2 separate regions of the Mus musculus genome follow, and region 1 is linked to region 2. Evidence: chromatin loops called from intact Hi-C (ENCODE). Cell type or tissue: heart. All regions are shown on one strand.

Region 1 (5,000 bases), 370 kb before region 2:
TGGATTCTTTGATTACAATTACCAGTGTTAGATGAAAATGAAGCTAGAAGCCACCTGATGAGTGAGAAAATCTGCCTTTAGGAAGTTATAAGGATCTGTAAACTAAGAATTAGGAAGGCTATTACAGGGTCTTTGTTTCTCACTTAGGCAAGAAAAGAAGCCTGGGGTGGGGGTGGGAGGGCTGTGGGGAGGATGCGGGGTGGGGGGGCACACCTGAGATCCCAGTACTTGAGAAGTGGAGCTAGGAAGATTAGAAATTGAAGGCCAGCAGGGCATGGTGGTGCATACCTTTAATCCCAGCACTCGGGAGGCAGAGGCAGGCGGATTTCTGAGTTCGAGGCCAGCCTGGTCTACAAAGTGAGCTCTAGGACAGCCAGGGCTACACAGAGAAACCCTGTCTCGAAAAACCAAAAAAAAAAAAAAAAAATTGAAGGCCAGCCTCAGCAACATGAGTTTGAGGCCAGCCTGAGCTACATCAAGTTCTGTTTCAAACAAAAACAAAAGTAGGACATGAAATGGCTCTCTGGGTACAGGCGTTTGCTGCAAAGCCTGACTGAGTTAGATCCCATAGGTCCACGTAGTTGAGGGGCAAACCTGCCCCACGAAAGGTGGCCTCTGGCCTCTGGCCTCCGCACAGGGTGATGTGGCACACGCATTCACACACACTAAATAAATACCACTTTTAAAAAAAAGTTAAAAAACAACAGTTTGGGATGTGAAAAATAGTTGAAAACTAGAACTAGACAAGAAATGAGAAGCATCATGTAAATTTGCTTTGAACTGGTTCCAAATTGTTTTATATTTAAGTTTTTCCCTTGACTGTGGAACTCTTCCCCAGAAACAAATAGTTCCTTTGCAAATCCTGTGTGTTTTTGTGAACACTAGACAGAGGCCCTCAAATGCTCCTAGTAAGGTTGGTGCAAGAACATCAAATGTTTGTAACTGGGAAGTGATGTTGTACACCTGGGAGAGGAGATCCAATGATGGATAATCAGATAGGATATCTTTGAGCTAGGAACTGTAACTTGGTGATAGACACCCTAGGGTTCCATCTCCAGCACCCCATATCCCATTACAAAATAATTCTTTTTCCATCTCTAGCATTAAAAAACAAAACAAAGAAGTTCTTCTTTCCTCTGAGAAACACTTCTGTGTGCCTGCTCTGAGAGGCATTTAAAAATGGCCAGGGCTTTAATCCCAGCAGGTCCAGGTCGGATTCCTGTGAATTTGAAGTCAGCCTGGTCTACTACCTATTCCAGGGCAGCCAGGGCTAAAAAAGAGAGACCTTGTCTCAATAACAAAACAATGCTGGTATGATCGCTAGAATTGCAGCAAAGAAAGGGATGTAACTAACAAGGCAAGCCATTTTTGAGAAGCAGTGATTTCACAAGTGTTAGGGATGGGCGCTGGGAGATTGCTGATGCTGGTATTTAGATGAGACCATGTGGGGTGGATTAGATTATTTTCAGGTTTCTCATGTTCAATCAAATGGCTGTACATACACATGTACACATACAATCTTTTTAGTGTAACAAACCTAGAATCAAAGTAAAGCTAACTGTAGGATTGAAGCATATTCTGAACTGAACCCTTAGGGGTGTGAAGGCCGCTTCAGGTTTCCAGAGAATCAACCGGCATTGGATGGAATAAACCAAGGGGCCAGCCCAGGGGCAGATCGGTCGAGCTCTCCGCTACTGAGCTAAGCCCTTGGGTTCTAGAGCCGGGAAGGGTCCCCAACATTGTGTTCCTCTCCCAGCCAGGAGAGCATGGGCTGCGGGAGGCGAACAGAAGGATAGCGGGGCTGACGTCGGGAGGTGGCCTCCGTGGGAAGGGACACCCGGATCTTGACACAGCCTTGGCAGCGGAGTAAGGAAGAGTAGGGATAGATTCTGGCCGCCCTCTTGGCCAGCTTCTCGCCGCCCCACCCTCCGCTAGGGCCAAGAGTAATTCATACAAAAGGAGGGATCGCCTTCGCCTGGGGAAGTCCCAGGGACCGTCGCTAAATTCTCATAACCCATAATCCCGGTACCCGCCCCACCACAGTGCGAGGAGCATGCGCTCAGGGCTGAGCGCGGGGAGAGCAGAGCACACAAGCTCATAGACCCTGGTCGTGGGGGGAGGGGCGCACTGAGCGGGGGGGGGGGGGGTGATGGGGGGGAGGACCGGGGAGCTGGCGCGGGGCAAACTGGGAAAGCGGTGTCGTGTGCTGGCTCCGCCCTCTTCCCGAGGGTGGGGGAGAACGGTATATAAGTGCGGCAGTCGCCTTGGACGTTCTTTTTCGCAACGGGTTTGCCGTCAGAACGCAGGTGAGGGGCGGGTGTGGCTTCCGCGGGCCGCCGAGCTGGAGGTCCTGCTCCGAGCGGGCCGGGCCCCGCTGTCGTCGGCGGGGATTAGCTGCGAGCATTCCCGCTTCGAGTTGCGGGCGGCGCGGGAGGCAGAGTGCGAGGCCTAGCGGCAACCCCGTAGCCTCGCCTCGTGTCCGGCTTGAGGCCTAGCGTGGTGTCCGCGCCGCCGCCGCGTGCTACTCCGGCCGCACTCTGGTCTTTTTTTTTTTGTTGTTGTTGTTGCCCTGCTGCCTTCGATTGCCGTTCAGCAATAGGGGCTAACAAAGGGAGGGTGCGGGGCTTGCTCGCCCGGAGCCCGGAGAGGTCATGGTTGGGGAGGAATGGAGGGACAGGAGTGGCGGCTGGGGCCCGCCCGCCTTCGGAGCACATGTCCGACGCCACCTGGATGGGGCGAGGCCTGGGGTTTTTCCCGAAGCAACCAGGCTGGGGTTAGCGTGCCGAGGCCATGTGGCCCCAGCACCCGGCACGATCTGGCTTGGCGGCGCCGCGTTGCCCTGCCTCCCTAACTAGGGTGAGGCCATCCCGTCCGGCACCAGTTGCGTGCGTGGAAAGATGGCCGCTCCCGGGCCCTGTTGCAAGGAGCTCAAAATGGAGGACGCGGCAGCCCGGTGGAGCGGGCGGGTGAGTCACCCACACAAAGGAAGAGGGCCTGGTCCCTCACCGGCTGCTGCTTCCTGTGACCCCGTGGTCCTATCGGCCGCAATAGTCACCTCGGGCTTTTGAGCACGGCTAGTCGCGGCGGGGGGAGGGGATGTAATGGCGTTGGAGTTTGTTCACATTTGGTGGGTGGAGACTAGTCAGGCCAGCCTGGCGCTGGAAGTCATTTTTGGAATTTGTCCCCTTGAGTTTTGAGCGGAGCTAATTCTCGGGCTTCTTAGCGGTTCAAAGGTATCTTTTAAACCCTTTTTTAGGTGTTGTGAAAACCACCGCTAATTCAAAGCAAAAATGGGAAAGGAAAAGACTCACATCAACATCGTCGTAATCGGACACGTAGATTCCGGCAAGTCCACCACAACCGGCCACCTGATCTACAAATGTGGTGGAATCGACAAGCGAACCATCGAAAAGTTTGAGAAGGAGGCTGCTGAGGCAAGTATAAGGCAAAAGGAGGGATGGGAATTCTTTAAGCAGGGAGTAGAACCTAGGTCTTGGGTGTACTAATTAGAAGTCACTTTGCAGATGGGAAAGGGCTCCTTCAAGTACGCCTGGGTCTTAGACAAACTGAAAGCTGAGCGTGAGCGTGGTATCACTATTGACATCTCCCTGTGGAAATTCGAGACCAGCAAATACTATGTGACCATCATTGATGCCCCAGGACACAGAGACTTCATCAAAAACATGATTACAGGCACATCCCAGGTGTGTAAAATTTACCCATTCCTGACTCAGGATATTTTTTAGTGGGGTGCTTTCTCTGAGATAATGGTATATGATTGTCTTGTTTCTTACAGGCTGACTGTGCTGTCCTGATTGTTGCTGCTGGTGTTGGTGAATTTGAAGCTGGTATCTCCAAGAACGGGCAGACCCGCGAGCATGCTCTTCTGGCTTACACCCTGGGTGTGAAACAGCTGATTGTTGGTGTCAACAAAATGGATTCCACCGAGCCACCATACAGTCAGAAGAGATACGAGGAAATCGTTAAGGAAGTCAGCACCTACATTAAGAAAATTGGCTACAACCCTGACACAGTAGCATTTGTGCCAATTTCTGGTTGGAATGGTGACAACATGCTGGAGCCAAGTGCTAATGTAAGTGACTTTTAAGGTAGTTGAATGGAGAAAGCCGCAATAAGTAAGGAGGTTATAATTGACTGCCTGTGTTTTAGATGCCTTGGTTCAAGGGATGGAAAGTCACCCGCAAAGATGGCAGTGCCAGTGGCACCACGCTGCTGGAAGCTTTGGATTGTATCCTACCACCAACTCGTCCAACTGACAAGCCCCTGCGACTGCCCCTCCAGGATGTCTATAAAATTGGAGGTAAGTAGAATATTAAGTAGAATGTTGACGTGAATTTGAAGTCTTATGTTTTGTGTATTAAATACTTATACAAAACAATACTATTTTAGGCATTGGCACTGTCCCTGTGGGCCGAGTGGAGACTGGTGTTCTCAAGCCTGGCATGGTGGTTACCTTTGCTCCAGTCAATGTAACAACTGAAGTCAAGTCTGTTGAAATGCACCATGAAGCTTTGAGTGAAGCTCTTCCTGGGGACAATGTGGGCTTCAATGTAAAGAACGTGTCGGTCAAAGATGTTAGACGAGGCAATGTTGCTGGTGACAGCAAAAACGACCCACCAATGGAAGCAGCTGGCTTCACTGCTCAGGTGACACATTTTTAAGATAGGTGGCTAGATTGGTTGTGTGTGCAGAATCACAAGGCAAGACTTAAATACACGCTGTTTTTCTTAGGTGATTATCCTGAACCATCCAGGCCAAATCAGTGCTGGCTACGCTCCTGTTCTGGATTGTCACACAGCCCACATAGCATGCAAGTTTGCTGAGCTTAAAGAAAAGATCGATCGTCGTTCTGGTAAGAAGCTGGAAGATGGCCCCAAGTTCCTGAAGTCTGGCGATGCTGCCATTGTTGATATGGTCCCTGGCAAGCCCATGTGTGTTGAGAGCTTCTCTGACTACCCTCCACTTGGTAAGCCTGATCT
Region 2 (5,000 bases):
TGGTGGTGTACACCTTTAATCACAGCACTTAGGAGGCAGATGCAGTGAATCTATGTGAGTTCTGGGACAGCCTGGTCTACATAGTGAATTCAAGGACAGCTAGGACTATGTAATGAGACCAAGTCTCAAACCTCTCTAAAATAAGTCATACCTACATACATATATACTATTGTGGGACCCACCTTAAATCATCTTAAAGGATAGCTTTGAAGCATTTTGAAAAAAAAAAAAAACAAATTACCACCCGGCTCTGGACTCTATCGTTCCACAGGGTGGTAACCCAAAAGGCTAGTAAAAACAAATTGCTAGGCCCCACACCAGAAGTTCTTGGGGCAGATGCTGCTGGTCTGGAGACCCACATCTTTCTAAATAACACTATTTTGACCAATAAATCAGTAACTCTTTTGAATTTAACTCTTTTTGAATTTAACTCTTCCCAGCCATGCTTGATGGAGTTACACATCCGCAGCCCCTGCGTGTGACAGTGGAAGCAGAAGCGCCAACATGAGCTACAGGAGAGCTGGTCTAACAAATAAGACCGAGTGCCCCCCCACACACACTTGTCATGTCGTTTTCCTTTCATTATTTGCCTCTGAATCCTGAGGACTGCAGGCAGTTTTTCTCAGCCCCTGAATCTAGCAAAGCTCAGATCACTCCTTTTGCTCCACTGTTGAAGAAACCTACGAGACAGTCAAGTTCCCCAGGGCTTCTGTTAACCTTACCTGTCTCCTTGTTTACCTATGTGATAGCTAGCCCATAGGACAAATGGAAATCACAAGTCCTCCTTAGTGAACACAAGACAAGGAGCCTAATAAGTCATATAGTGCTCATAAAGGGGAGCTTTAAAAGTAACTAAAATGATTACATTTTCAAACTTAACAGTTCAAGCCAGTCTGCCTTGCAAAGAGAGGAACTGCCTTTGTCTACCTTTGGCAGAGGTCCACTGGGTTACTAAGCAGTTTATATTAGAAGTCCTGGCCCTTGGGAAATTATGACCCAGTAAATACATGTTGAGATAATAAAAACCAGTGATGACGGCTATTGGTTATGACTGAGTACAAATAAGCGGTAGTGAACTGTAGCTGTGTTTTAATAAAACAGGCTTGTTGCTGTGAAGCAAACAGGGTTTCAATTAGGTAGGTACTGAATTTATCTTCACAAATATTTATCTTGTTAAATTTTACTACTTCATCAACTCGTTTGGATAAGAGAAAACGTGTTAATTGGCCAGCCCGCCTTAAACATTCAATCCTCACTCTTCATCTGAAAACTGACGTTTAGGGCTCATTGTTGTTTTATGTGCACTGTTGGTTTAGTATGTCTGTGTGAGGTCATCAGACCCCCTGGAAGTGGAGTCACAGACCATGTGGGTGCTGGGAATTGAACCCAGGTCCTCTGGAAGAGCAGTCAGTGCTCTTAACCACTGAGCCATCTCTCCAAGCCCCAATCTGGGGAATTCAAATCACGTCTGTTATTAGTCTTTTTTAAATTTTTTCCATTTAAAACCTAATTTTAAAGGGATCATTGGGAGAAGTGTTTTTCTTGAAAGACCTGAAATCTAGAGTCTCCTTTAAAAAACAAAGAAAACTACTGACATATTGGCATCCGTCGAATACCTACATCATAGGTAGTTAGTAGTGTACAAATGAAACCATCCATAGAGAAGGGCTGTTCTGAAATATAGGATTTGGGCAACATGTGCCTAAGGATGCAAGAGGCATATAAGCTATAGGGAGAATCAGCTGCTTTCTGATTGGCTCCGAGACCTGCTCCAACCTTGTCAAAAGTCCATGGCCCTATGGAGGAAAGAGGAGGTTACAGGCCCCACGTAGGGAGCCCTTGACTGTTGTTTTGCTAAATGCACATGTTGTTAAACTGCTTTCTGTCTTTTTATATGCAGAGATTAATGCTGTTTCCAACCTTCCTCGTGTGCTAGTTGGCCAGCCCACCTTAAACATTCAACCCTTTCAATGAAATTGACTAGTTCTAACACTGTGGAAACTTCATGTGAAAGCTGATGTTTAGCTGATGTTGTTTTGTGAGAGACGGTCTGGCTGGGTCTGGCTGTCAAGAGCACTTGCTGCTCTTGCAAGGGGCTCCAGTTTAGGTTTCCAGAATCCATGTGAAATGGCTCACAATCACCTCTAAGTCCAGTTGCAGGTGACCTGATACCTTCTGGCCTGTTTAGGAACCTTCACACTCATGGTGGCACATAAACTTACACAAGCGTACACACACAGAAGTAACAGTAAGCAAGTCTTTTAAAGAAAGGAATTAAAAGGCAGTTAAGAAATCTCGGGGAAGTCCCCGAAGAGCCACCATACGATTCCGAGGAAATAGAAGCCTCCTTCCAGGGTTCTTAGTCTCATTAATAAAATAATTTAAATTTGGACACAGACAGCACCTCAAGAACTAGGAAAACTAGGACTGGCGAGTTGTAAAACGGGAAACAGCCAGGAGGATGAGACTGAAGCAGAGAAACAGGCGTGGAACACGACCGGAAGGGGAACTTCGGAGGACAAGGAAGCTCAAAGCTTTAGTTAAGGAATGTAAAAGCATTCTTGGTCTCTAGCTAGAAAAAGTTTACCTGGTTCTGCCTGAATCTCATGGTGGCTTCTAGGGAATGACACCCTAGATTCTGGAAGAAAAATGACATTGTCTTAAATTGATTTCACCTTCCTAGGGGTAATCCCATGGGCCAAGTCCCTGACCTATATCCCACTAGATTAGTCTATAAGGGAGGAGCCAAGGACAGTCTCCACCTAGAGGTGGATTCCATTATTTACAAAATCTGCCGAGAATAGGTGACAGTGCTCAGCCCTAAATGGGACATATCTATATCCACTCCCCAGCCCCCAGCTCCGGGAACATTAAAGAAGATGGGGTGGAGAGAATGTAAGAGCCCGGGGACAGGAAAGAGTGTTCCGAGATGCTGTCTTTTGGATATGTCACGACAGGTGTATTCATCAGCCTACTGAAATTATGATAATTTCTACAAAATCAGGCCCAAAAGATAAGGCAATATTCCAGCATTAACTGGACTCAGTGGAATACAAACTAACTAAATAGACAACATACACAGGATTTGCAATTTCTTACTGTAATCAAGTTGCACCCCTCCCCTTTTACCTCCATGTCTTTGCCGAAGACGTACTTCATTTCTGAGCTCCAGAATAAAGTAGCACAATAAAATTTTAAGTTCTGTGAAGTCGGGTGAATGTAGCGTCCTGGCTGTTAGGTTCTAACACTTACAGAAACTCAATAAATGTTGTCTAAATGTCTGTCAGAGGCCAGGAAGCCCGTAAGTTTTGCTAGCATATGCCTGTAGGTGAAAAAGTTCTAAAATGTGCAATCCAAGTGCCTTCTATTGACGTGGAATCGGATGTTTGGACTGTAAGAAGTGGCACCGGGTTGGGGGTGGGTGGGTGTAAGTTCCGGCTCAACGTGGAACATTTGACTACAAATCCCAGCGTCCCTTGTAGTGTCCACTCCTTCAGGAGTCGGGTTTCAGGCCTTGAAAAGGGCCGTCCTTCCCCCGTTGTATTGTGGGATCTGTAGTTCGACGTGACTTGCGTTGGCTGTTACCACTCTCCGGCTGCACACATGAGCGTACGTTTTCTTCGGTTCAGAGTCTGTGGGGTTCAATGATTGTTGAGTTTTCGCTCTCTTTTCTCATTCTGACAGGGCACCCAGTGTCCAGGGCGCCTAAAGTACTGTCCCCTAATGTCCAATTAGGATCGACTCAGGGGGCTCTACTCCAAATTCAGGTTCAAACATTTTGAGCTAACGTCTGCTCCTTCCTGCCTGGGTGTTCTCAGCATCAAACAGGCGGGCTGAGTGAGGCGGGCCAGCTTAGCTCCACCGACGGCTGCACACAGTAGGCCCATCACCCTAGCTCGCGACGGGTGGCTGGTAGCCAAGCAGGCGGCGGCGACGGCGACGACGGCATTGCGCATGCGCGGCGCGGCGGCGCAGTTTCCGCAGCAGAGCAGGCAGCTCCGCCGCTGCGTCCAGACGTCTCCTGCTGGGCCGACGCTCAGCTCTTCGCTCGGTGCTCGGCCTCCGCTGGCGACCGGCGACCCCTCCGCAGCTCGAGTCCCCGGCCGCCGCAGCGCGCCTGCCTCCGGCCCCCTGTCCCGCGAAAATGGCTGCCGTACGCCGGGCCCGCAGTTATTGCCGCTGCCTGGTGCGCTTCTCCGACCGAGAACTCTGCTAAGCCGCGCTGCAGCAGACGGGCAGGAGTAGACACCGGGCAGCCGCCACCCCTCCGGGAGCCGGGCGCGGGAAGCCCCTCGACTGGGCCGGCCGCCGGCCAGCATGGTAACCGAGGAGGGAGGGCAGCAAGGGCCGGGTGGTGAGGGCAGGGTTTGACGGATAGCCGAGGAAAGGCCCGCTTCGGTCACTCCAGACTGTCCGAGCTGGGAGTCGGGTCTCAGGTGACCTGTCCTGGCTTCTGCACAAGGGAGGTGGCCCTGGCAAGCGGTGACACTTGTTGATCGCTTCTGTTCTGGCAGCCCGGCCCATAGATGATTTCGGGAGCTCCACGTTTGGGACGCACGCCCTCGAGGTGTCAGTGGCCCTGGTAGGATATTCGCAGGCAGTGCTGGCAAACTGGACTTGGAGGGATTCTTGCCAAGTTTCTTGATAGCGAGGGCCTAAGCCGCTTCTCTGCTGTGCGGACGGAGAGACTGCGCCAAGCTCCATGTGTGACAGCTCCGGTCTCACGGGACTGTTGCATGGAGTATGTAGGCTCTGCAGTGACTTAAGAAACTAGTTTCCGGCTAGGGCTGGATGATTTAAGAATGAAAGATACCAGACTGACTGGGAGAACACTCAAGTGGCTTTTTTTTTTTTTTTAACATGAATTGGCTGCAACGGTTTATTTTATGAAACTAGTCTGGTGCACAGAAAACACACTAATTGATTCTTCTTCTAAACTTTCAAAAGTAGTCCTCAAACCACGATTAAGCCCTTAACCTTCTTTATGTTCAGTTAATCTC

What was found. Hi-C counts contacts between places; a loop is a spot of excess contacts. Peaks named below come from ENCODE experiments on the same cell type or tissue, not always from the same donor. Only the 100,000 strongest peaks of a DNase experiment are listed, where the experiment ranks them.
Region 1: a loop joins it to region 2, with 2.8 times the contacts of the local background. A loop is called at or near these places in 1 of 42 quality-filtered maps.

What each region holds. Positions count from the first base shown.
Region 1 is chr9:78,478,945-78,483,944 of GRCm38, reverse strand. Eef1a1 (eukaryotic translation elongation factor 1 alpha 1) reads left to right here and starts at 2,221. Exons shown (of 8, transcript NM_010106.2): 1 at 2,221-2,306; 2 at 3,257-3,434; 3 at 3,525-3,704; 4 at 3,797-4,093; 5 at 4,171-4,321; 6 at 4,411-4,667; 7 at 4,753-4,987. The coding sequence starts at 3,291. In heart, no CTCF peak of the experiment used is centred here; DNase peaks (open chromatin) are centred at 1,974 and 2,994; H3K4me3 peaks cover 3,979 bases; H3K27ac peaks cover 3,568 bases.
Region 2 is chr9:78,107,611-78,112,610 of GRCm38, reverse strand. Fbxo9 (f-box protein 9) reads left to right here and starts at 3,955. Exons shown (of 13, transcript NM_023605.2): 1 at 3,955-4,320. The coding sequence starts at 4,318. It also overlaps a transcript of Cilk1 not described here. In heart, a CTCF peak has its summit at 2,763; DNase peaks (open chromatin) are centred at 3,530, 4,030 and 4,490; H3K4me3 peaks cover 2,484 bases; H3K27ac peaks cover 1,823 bases.